2 separate regions of the Mus musculus genome follow, and region 2 is linked to region 1. Evidence: chromatin contacts called from ENCODE POLR2A ChIA-PET data. All regions are on one chromosome and are shown on one strand. Each heading gives the region's core, a stretch centred on a gene start or an enhancer-like site at or near the end of the contact. The rest is flanking DNA. Distances are from core to core; before and after follow the strand shown.

What was found. ChIA-PET counts read pairs that join two places held with the same protein, here RNA polymerase II (POLR2A).
Region 2: POLR2A ChIA-PET joins it to region 1 with 14 read pairs in embryonic stem cell. The contact joins the promoter of Tomm7 here to the promoter of Kmt2e in region 1. POLR2A ChIA-PET finds 5 or more read pairs at or near these places in 2 of 5 experiments (Patski and embryonic stem cell).

The regions. Positions count from the first base shown.
Region 1 is chr5:23,432,409-23,437,887 of GRCm38, reverse strand. Kmt2e (lysine (K)-specific methyltransferase 2E) reads right to left here and starts at 3,424. Exons shown (of 26, transcript NM_026984.2): 1 at 3,105-3,424. 5031425E22Rik (RIKEN cDNA 5031425E22 gene) reads left to right here and starts at 4,552. Exons shown (of 3, transcript NR_165300.1): 1 at 4,552-4,678.
Region 2 is chr5:23,842,021-23,847,200 of GRCm38, reverse strand. Tomm7 (translocase of outer mitochondrial membrane 7) reads left to right here and starts at 3,056. Exons shown (of 3, transcript NM_025394.3): 1 at 3,056-3,230. The coding sequence starts at 3,128.

The DNA.
Region 1 (5,479 bases), core at 2,175-4,674:
CAAAAAAAAAAAAAAATCAAGTATCATCAAATTGCAGTCAGTTTTTAGAAAGTAATTTTACTCTCCAATCACAGGTTTTCTATAGATCCACACAAACAAAGAAGCCCGTAATCACTCAAACTTAGCTATTCCTAGGAGCAAAGGCTATTTGTGAGTTTCCTCCCAAGAGTCCAAATGCTTCAAAATTCTCTGGGAACAGAAAACCCACAGAACCTGTTAATAGATTTGCCTCTTCCATCCTAACCTAATGGAGGTGCATTGTTTATAAAGTAAAATAAGATAACAACAAACACTTTAAAAAAAGTTATTTTTAAAATAACTTAAAAGTTATTTTACAGGATTCAAAACAAAAGAGAAACAAACAAAACCAAAAGGAGGCTTTTTTTAAAAATTTCTAACTTGATGTTTTTTATGTGAAACCAAGTTAGCCAATTATTTTGTGTCTAGACCTGACCAATATCAATAAAGACAACCATAGCATATATAGACAATATACCTTCTTCTTGCTACATATATTGATAAAACACTAATTTCATGCACTAGATAGGAAGTTCAAATATCAATCATCAAGTTAAAAGTACCCACCTTGTTCTAAAGCACAAACCTTAACCATGGAGCCCATCCACTATACCTAGGGCTTAGACTCACAACTCAATCCAGAGTCTTATGTAAATACTTGACTCCAAATTCTAACACAAACTCTCCCACTACCAACCAACATTTTATTATATAATATTTCAAAAATTCTAACAAAGGTTGTATACCTGATTACTCTTCAAAGATGAAACTCACTGGCATGTAAAATTACCTAATCCCATTATTTCCACAATTATTTAGTAGAATGTACCTTACATCAGCTAGTTCATATAAGCACAATATGCAGTAACCCTGCTCTAAGGTTTATACAGAGGAGAAAGACTTGTGAACGAGTGTGTGCTCTCCGACCTTTGTAAGTACTTCTGGATTGAAAAGCACTCATCTTTCAGTTGCTACACAATCAGAATCATCAGTCAACCCATTAATGGCCCACTCATACCTGGCTATTTAGAAAAAAGATACCCCTCCCAGGATGCAAATAAACTGAAACCAGTCACACTTTTAAAAGTACAGCTGAATGACACCTGACATTTAATTTTCTATCTCAGACTTCAAGATTTTAAAGATGGCATAAAACAGATTCAAGTCCCTATTAAGAAATGCTTTTATTTAAGGACTATCACAACAAATCCCCCAATCCAATAAGGAACTGGGCATGGGGGAAGGAATGAAGACCAAAGCCTTATTTTTTAACTTACATAATGATGATAGTATGCAATAAGACAAATTTAAGAGGCAGCAAAGCACGGAGTGTCACCTTACCACATATACAAGCAACTGGAAATGATTAAAGCTTTAAATACAGGAGAAAACAGAGGCAACACAAAAAACAGGAAGAAAAGAATCCTTATATCCAGTGAGTAACAGGTTTAGGTCTGTTTGTACAGCTCCCTAAATTTTACTCCAAAACAGAATACAAGAACCAAAATATACAAAATTAGTTAGGAGTTGAGTGAGAAATGTTTAACTGAAGGTAAAAATTCCCAATCATGCAAAATGGGCTACTTAACAAAACATTTTACTTTGACATATTAGTTAAAAATGGGCGATTTAAAGTCAACACAGACTATTATCTGCATCGAATAAATGTTTAATGTTTAAAAGCCCCCCGACCATGAAATTTCCAAGGCCAAATGTCTTATTGTTTTCAAAAGTGGTATTGTTTTATTTGCCTCTTAGGAAAACCCAATAAAATTAATCAACTATAACACAACACTGTAATTTGCAATAAAATTGACGAATTTTTGTAAATGGCTTGGAGGAGGGGGGGGCAAGCCCAATCTTTTTCATGTAAACATAATACGCTTGTAATACACTGCAGACAAACGCACTGCATGGGGTGTGGAGGACCCGAGCTGATTAGATTACCACAACATCAGCCTGGGGCCGCCATTTTTAGAATCTGTAAAGGACAAAAGAGGGAAATTACAGTTTTTACTCTCCATCTCAGAAATTAAAGGGAAAGGGAGACTGTTTCCCAATTAGGTATTGCTATCTTCAACCTAGAGCTGAATGCACCTCACTTGATTCTTCTCCAAGGTCTCCAGAACTGCAAACACATATATATTATCTTCATCTCTAAAGGATGAATAAAATAAGCAACACCGAAATTTACTTTAGAACTAACTCCAGTGATTTCCCTTTGACTTTAAATTTGATCATTCTTGAGAGACAGTCTAGATAGGGCGGATCTAGGCGGAACTAAAGCCAGTGAGGCAAGCACCCAGGATTGTTTTTTCTCTCCCTCCTCCCCCGTTTAGCACAGGGAACCGTTTGTTTCTCATCTCTGTCTGCTGCCACCGCGTCGGTGCCAATCCTTCGGTCAAAATAAGCTTTCCTGAAATGAGCCATATTGTGGATTCTAAGGCTCTGGCACAGTAAAGGACGGCAGTAAGGCAAGAAGAGCGGGGGAGGAGACTGCGAAGGCTGGGTACTGACTGGGGTGACCACCTTAGGGGCGGGTTTACCCTCTCCGGAGAGGATGAGGAGCGGTCTCTCTCCTACAAAGAGAGATGCCCAAGGCGTTCTTTTAACCCCTTTCACATTTAAGAGAACATTATGCCACCGAATGGCAGGGAACAAGGGCAGGAAGAAGAAAATGGGGCCTAAACGTCTTCTCTCTGCACCCGAACAAGATGCAGCTGGAGGAGGGGAGAGCTGGCAGCTCGCGGGACCTCTCCGACACCAGTCACAAGCCTCCTTCCTCACCCCGGAGGCCTGAATCCGCTACCAGGGAGGAGGGCGCCCCCTCCCTAACTCCCACTCTCAAGGGGGTTTAACTGCCAGTTTCCCCTTCCACAACCCCAAAACCCGCCATAATGCCCCAGTGCCAGGGACAGGCAGGAGAAAGGACAAATTCCATTTCCACAAGCGACGTGGCCCCAGCACAGGCGCCTGGGGTTCAGTGTGGACGCCCGGCTCCCGAAGGACAGCGACCCTCTCTCCCTAGAGCCCTAAGTCCCCCCACCGTGGACCCCACGACACCCACAGACACGACAGGCACTGACCTGTGATGGTCACACACCAGACACCCGAACCCTGTTATCGGCTCGACCCCGGGCGAGGTTCTCCACACCTCAGCGCTCGGTCGACCCCCGACGACAGCCACTGCGGTCGCAGAACCGACTCCACACCCCCTCCCCAAGCAGCAGCGCGCAGCGTCTTCAGTGGGAACCCAAGAGTCGGGCACTGCGGGCCACGGCAGGAATGACGAGGAGACGCTGAGGCTGCTCCGAGTGTCTATGCCCCCTCTGCTGCCGCTCCCGAACGCAGGCTCGATCTCCGACTCGGCCCCCTGCGCCCGCTCAGTGTCACTGCTTCTCGCTCTGGGAAAATGGCGGCGGCGACGGCGGCGGCGGCGGCGGCAGCGGCGGCGGCGGCGGCGGCAAGCGCACGGGGCCCGCCCGCCCCGCTCCGCAGGGGCAGGGGGGAGGGGACGAAGCTACTCGCCGCCATCTTGGTTATGGGCTGCGGCCCGACGCGGCCTCTCCGCCGAGGCGTGGAGACGTCACGCTAGAGGCCGCGAGCTGGCCAGACACTCCGTCTTTCCCACAACAGGTGCATTCATCCATCCGCCGACGGTTGGGGAGGTCTTGCTAGCTGGTGGGCTTGGCTCTTTACCCGTTGTCCCCGAGTAGCCCTCAAGCCTGGATGTAGGTGAGCGTGAGGATGCTACTAGTGGGTAGAAGGATGACAGCAGGGACGGGGACGACCCCCCTCCCATCACTTCCTAAGGTGATGCACTTGCTCCTACCCCCCAAGCAGCCTCAGTCCCGGCAGCCCCCTCCCCCCGGCCTGGCCTGCCAGCTCAGGGTGAGCCCGGTCGGATTGTCACTCGACGCCCACTAGTGGCTGAGGAGGCTCCAGTGCGCAGGCTCCGGGCACCGGATAAAAGCGGAGCTGGCGAGTCCCGCGCTGTCTCGATGGAGGAGCGAGAAACGCAAGAGGTCGGGGGGAGAAGCCGCAGAAAAAATTGCAGCCATCGTCAGCGCCGCCTCCCTGCCACCGTGTATGGGGTAAAAGCTGCCGTTGCCGCTGCCGGTGCAGTCGCTGCCGCCGCCTCCTATACTTCTTAGCACCGGGGAAGGATTCCCCGCCGCGGGACAGTGTGCTGGGCGGGGAGCGGGAGTTCGTTTGTGTGGCGGTGATTAAACGAGGGAGGGACAGAGCTGGTTTCTCGAACCGAAAAGGGGAGGCCAAGGAACAAAACAGGGTTCTCCACTAAAATCACACAGCGATTACGGATCTGGCTTTGGGGGCCTTTCCCCGGAATGGCGGTTTCCGTCTTCTTGGCCCGCAGCACGACCTTGGGTGCTCCGTAAGAGGAGTGGGGAGAGGCAGAGGCGGTGTCGGCAGCCAATCGGCGTCTGGTGATTTCTGTCGGGCGCGTAGGGATTGGCTGACGATGACCTCATGCTGCAGCAGCGGGTGGGGCCAGAGTCGTCGGGGGTGGCTGTTGCAAAGGCAGAGAGTGAGAAGTGATGACGGTGATCGTTGTCGCCGCGTCTTCTGTGGAACCCAAGCAGTGCCGAAGGAAGTCGCAAGGCTCTTCCCCGACCTTTTGCTCCTCTCCCTGCGCGAGGTGAGGGCCCTGGCTCGGCCTCTGCGAGACTTTGGGGCGCTGGTGCGGCCGTGGAGGCGCAATTTCTCCTGTGACTTTTGTAACTGCGTCAGGGCAAGATGGCGCTGGGTCTCCTTGGGGCGCGGGGGGAGAGGCACGTCCACCGCCGCCGCAGCGCATGTGACCGGCTGCATTCCTGTGGGGTTTGGCGGGGACCCAGGCAGGGCGGGGGAGGGGACCGGGTTTGGGCGGAGGAGATGGTGGTGCGGTCGGCGTTGGCTGCCCGAAGAGGAAGAGATGACTGTTTGAAAGCTCTTCCCCTCCCCCACTCCCCGCAGCAGAACTGCTGCGGGGGGGGGGGGAGCCCCTGAAAGGACACTCCTTTCGGGGTGTGCCAGCCACTGGTGGAGGAGAAGGTTTGACGCCTTCTTATATCTGCCTTTCTCCTTGCAAAGTATGCTTACGTAAGGTGGCAGTTCCCTCCTGTAAGCCAACTAGGAGGCCCTGAGTGTCACTGGTATGGGTAACAAGGACAGGTTAGGCTCTGAAGGCACCACAGGTAGGAGTGTTGATTATTTCAGACAAAACATAAAGTTTGGGGGGTCTGAATAGAAGACTACAGCATTCTCAGAGTTTGAAAGCAAGTGAATAACACCCAGGAACACTTAGGGTTTCTAGGCAGACAGCGATTAAGGACTGCATCACAGTCTGAACGGAAGGGCCCTGTCAAACCTTCTCCTTAGATTCTTTGTGTTCATTACCCTCCCTGTCTGTACATCCCGTGAGAGAGTTTAAGTAATCTTACTGGTGAGGGTTGCCTTT
Region 2 (5,180 bases), core at 1,807-4,306, 410 kb before region 1:
GCGCAGTGAGGTGGATCAGTGGGTCAGTATTTGAAAAGTTCAATCCCAGACCCCATGGAAGGGTGGAAGGAGGAGAAAGACATCTCAAAGTTTTCCTCTGAGCTGCATTCGTACACTATGGCATGTGCTTGTATACACACACACAAACACATGCACATGCACACACATGCACACACACCTCACACCTCATAGACAGATATACACACACCACAGACCTACACAGACACACACCACACAGACATACATATACCACACACCTCACAGACAGACAGACACACCACAGATGCACATAGACACACCACACACACACACAAACCACAGACCCACACATATCCACACACCACGGACACACACATCACAGACACATACATGTCACATACCTCTCAGACAGACAATCAGACACACACACACACACACACACACACACACACACCACACAAAGAGACACATACAGAGAAACAAATACACCACACATAGACACCACTCACTACAAGGACACAAATAACACCTCATAGACAGACACACCACACACCTCACAGGATGACAGACACACACATACACCACACAGACACATACACACACATCATACCTCCCAAACAGGCAGACACACACACACCACACACCTCACAGACAGACACACAGACACACACACACCACAGACACACAAATACGTATACCACATACCTCAGAGATAGACAGACAGAAATACATACACACACACACACACACCACAGACACACACAAGTACATACACACACATCATTCCTCACAGACAGACAGACACACACACACACCACACACACATCATACACATACATACACACACACACCACCGACACACACACACAGACAGAGACACACCACACAGTCATGCAGACACAGACACATATACATATACAGCACACAGCATGCACACACACAACACACACAGAGACACACACACACACCACACATATACACCACACAGATGCACACAAACACACACATACACACCACACAATAATAATAATAATAATAATAAACAGTTTTACAAAGAAGTGACTGAAAGATGGCTAAGGTGAGTAAGAGCTGAGTGCCCCTGATTCTCTGGCCTTTGTGTTCCTATTAGGATCTTTGCTGAATATGTTAGTTTGTTTTGTTATTGTTGGTGGTGGTGTTGTTTTGGTTTTTTGAGACAGGGTTTCTCTGTGTAGCCCTGGCTGTCCTGGAACTCACTCTGTAGACCAGGCTGGCCTTGAATTCAGAAATCTGCCTGCCTCTGTCTCCCAAGTGCTGGGATTAAAGGTGTGTGCCACCACGCCCAGCTCTATTGTGTATTTCTTTCTTTTCTTTCTTCTCCTTCTCTTCTTCTTCTTCTTCTTCTTCTTCTTCTTCTTCTTCTTCTTCTTCTTCTTCTTCTTCTCCTCCTCCTCCTCCTCCTCCTCCTCCTCCTCCTCCTCCTTCTCCTCCTCCTCCTTCTCCTCCTCTTCCTTCTTCTTCCTCTTCTTCCTTCTTCTTCCTCTTCTTCTTTTCTTCTTTCTTCTTCTCTCTTTCTTTCTTTCTTTCTTTCTTTCTCTTTTCTTTCTTTCTTTCTTTCTTTCTCTTTCTTTCTTTTCTTTCTTTCTTTCTTTCTTTCTTTCTTTCTTTCTTTCTTTCTTTCTTTCTTTCTTTCTTCTTTCTTCTTTTTCTTCCAGAGCAGAGGACCGAACCCAGGGACTTGCACTTGCTAGGCAAGCACTCTACCACTGAGCTAAATCCCCAACCCCTCTATTGTGTATTTCTAAACAGAGTATTTTGAGAAACAAGATGCATAAAAATTTCTGTTCTCATTTGGCTCATTTACATCACTGCATTTTAGGATCAGAGCACTGCTTTCCTAGTAACCATGGTGAACTAATTAGATGCTTTGCTATGGGATCAGCCAATTCACAAGTTTCTTATTTCAAGTCAATTGCAGAATTCGACTAAAATCTTGGCACTTCTGATCCTAGAGTCGCATTTTCTACACCTATGTTCTTTATTGTTGGTTTTTTTTTTTCATTGCATTGTATTAATAAAAATGTATTCTTTGAGGATGAATGCAGTGGGGCAGGAGAGAAAGACAGAATTAAGGAGACATGGGAAGTGAAAGGTGTCCCGTCTGGCTGAAGAATCCCACCAGCCGAGCAAAGACTCCCCTGACATTTAACAGCATTTGCTGTTACGGGGCAGTACTCCTTTTATACAGAACTATTTTCAACTAAGAATATTGAAACAGTGACCACACTCAAGGCTTAAGCATATCTGACTTTACTCCTTCCCAGATGTAAACTGCAGTTTTCTGGGACTCTCACACACAAAAGTCTATAACTTCCTTTATAGTAAAAATGTAGCTTAACTCCCATGAACCCCTTGTGCCCAGTGATCTCATTAAGTTCCTTGGCAGTCCTTGAGATGTAAGTCTAGAAGCCAGAAGTGTCAAAGAAAAACAGACAAATAAACCCAGATTTCACGCGAACTTCCCAGATTTGAAAATGTTGTTAAATGAAAAACAGAGAACGGGTGCAAAGTAGAAGGAAACCTGGAAGAGTGCCCGGTGACGTCCGGTTTTAGCAGCCATAGAAGAAACTGATTCTGGGATAGTAAGGAACTTAGCCAAGATAACAGAACAGTATATAAAATAACATTCCTTCTTTCTCAAAGATCATCGCTGGGATGTGTGCTTTAAAACTCTGGAAAGATGCTGGAAAAAAATAAAGGTAGTTGTAGATAAAAAAGTAGGCCTCAAGTGAGCGCGTCTGGCAATCTTCAGCAAACAGCGCGCATTGAATCCCAGCACTCGAGACGCTGATGCAGTAGCAGCTCCATGGGTTCAAGGGCAGCAAAGTCTTAAACAGGGAGCCCCTATCTGGAAAGACAATTCCCGCCCCGCCCCTCCAGGAAAAGCCGGATTCGTCCCAACAATAAAACAACAAAAACGAGGCGGGAGCAGTGAACCCGCAAGGCGGAGCTAGGTTGCTGGAAGGCGACGGATTACGGCCTCTGTCGGCGATGCCTCACGACTCCTGCCGTAAAGGCCCCACGTGGCGCATGCGCAGCTCCTCTCCCTTCCGGGATCCGGACACGGTGGTGGTTGTTGGGCTCCTCGTTCCGCTGGTCCGTCGTCGCCATGGTGAAGCTGAGCAAAGAAGCCAAACAGAGGCTGCAGCAGCTCTTCAAGGGCGGCCAGTTTGCCATCCGCTGGGGCTTTATTCCTCTCGTGATTTACCTGGGTCAGTGATTGAAGAACTTGGGAGGAGCCGCAGGGCAGGGGTTGGTGGGGTCTGAGTCTCCTTTTTTGCCATCCGGGGCTAGGAAATTAAACCCGGCCTCCGCGTTGTCCACGATTTCCGAGGCTGTCTGCCCGGGCTCGAAAAACCATCTTCCAGTTCCTTTTAGCTATTTGAGTAGTGTTTAACCAGTCACACAATCCCTTATATTCCCTACTTAAATCTGTAAAATAAAAGCAAGACCTTTCAAGATTGGTTTTAGGTTTATATGACCCCTAAAGAAAGATTAATCCTCTATTTGACTTTTAGAACGTTTCCCTCCTGTAGGTTAGCCTAAGTGGGAAGACGGTAACCAGGTTAAAACGTCACTGCCTAAAAGCATGATTGTGACCATTGGATGCCTACGCTTTTCTTGTATAATGAAGGATTTCGGTGATTTTTTTTTTTCTCCCGAAAGTTACAGACCCCATTTTGCAGGGAAAGACAGCCATAAAGTTGTACTTTCCTTGCCCAAGTGTCCAGGCAAATATTTTCACCTAGGGCTACACTCTGGAACTGGTTCTGTTCCTGGTTGAGTAGTTTTACAATTTTTTATCTTAATTGCCTTATTCATCCCGTAAGGTAAACAGCAGAGGATTTTAGCTCCAGGTCTCAGAGCTCTAATATGGAATCTGGCGTTTCTCATTAAAGCAGGACCCTCACAAGGTGCTGCTTCTCGTTTGTTTTACATGACTTGCATTATATAAGATAAAATACATTCATTTGTAGTCTTGGCAGAGCCTTTAACTAGGCTGGACATTTCTCCAGGCAGCTGTTGTACCTGTGAGAAGTATGTGAGCTGTGATAACCTGGATATTTTGATAGGACAAGTATTTTTCTTGGTGTTCCTAAGTATTACTGATGAGACAGTGCCTCATGTTGCTCAAGCTGGCCTTGAACTCCTGGTTCTCTTTTTTTTTTTTTCCCTACCTTTCCAGTGTTTGAATTACAGGCCTGCACCGTCACATACAGCTCTTTTCTCCTCTATTTTGAAAGAAAAGAAAATCTCAGACAGTGATATTATATAGGTATCAGATAGATAATTGTGACAGCTTACTTTTTTTGTTTGCTTGGGGTTTTTTGTTTGTTTGTTTTCGAGACAGGGTTTCTCTGTATAGCCCTTGCTGTCCTGGAACTCACTCTGTAGACCAGGCTGGCCTTGAACTCAGAAATCCGCCTGCCTCTGCCTCCCGAGTGCTGGGATTAAAGGCGTGCGCCACCACCCACTGCTGGCTCTACTTTTGTAGGCCGGGTTGTCCATACAGTTCTTTGAGCCCCGCTCCATTTTCATAGTTTGCCTGTAGGTAAGGCTGGGTGAACTCGCAATTCAGCCTCATCTATGGTGTAGTTGGAACTACAGGTGCACTAGGCTCTCCTCTTGAGATACACCTCTGCCCCCACCACCGCCAGATGAGCCCCTTTCATGCAGCCTAGGCTGGCTTGGCTGTAATTTCAAGCTCCTCCTGCCTTCAACTTCTGAACAATGTGTTAAAGTTGTGCACAGCTATGTCCATAGCTAGAAGCTGTAGCTACTTGTCAGAATCTTGGGTCTGAGAACTGGATGCTTCACATTGGTTCCTTTCCTGGGGCTTGTCATGGCATCCAGTAGGGAATTTAAGATTGATGCTGATAGGGCTGCCCTCCCAGCACTTCTGTGTATGTGCCTGTGTGCCTGTTAATCATTTATTCAGGAAATTAATATATATCATCAACAGAGTTTAAATTGTATTTAAATAGTAAAGGTATATTGCTCTAAATAGGTAGATAAATAATATTAAATTATTTTCCCTCCTTTTCTATCTTGAGGCTTGCTTTATCAAGAGAGTAGTTTGTGGAAGATAAAGTAAGATATTCTCAATTACTCTTTCAGAAAAGGTGTCATTTTCCTCTTTCTTTAAGCTTTTTGGAGTTTTC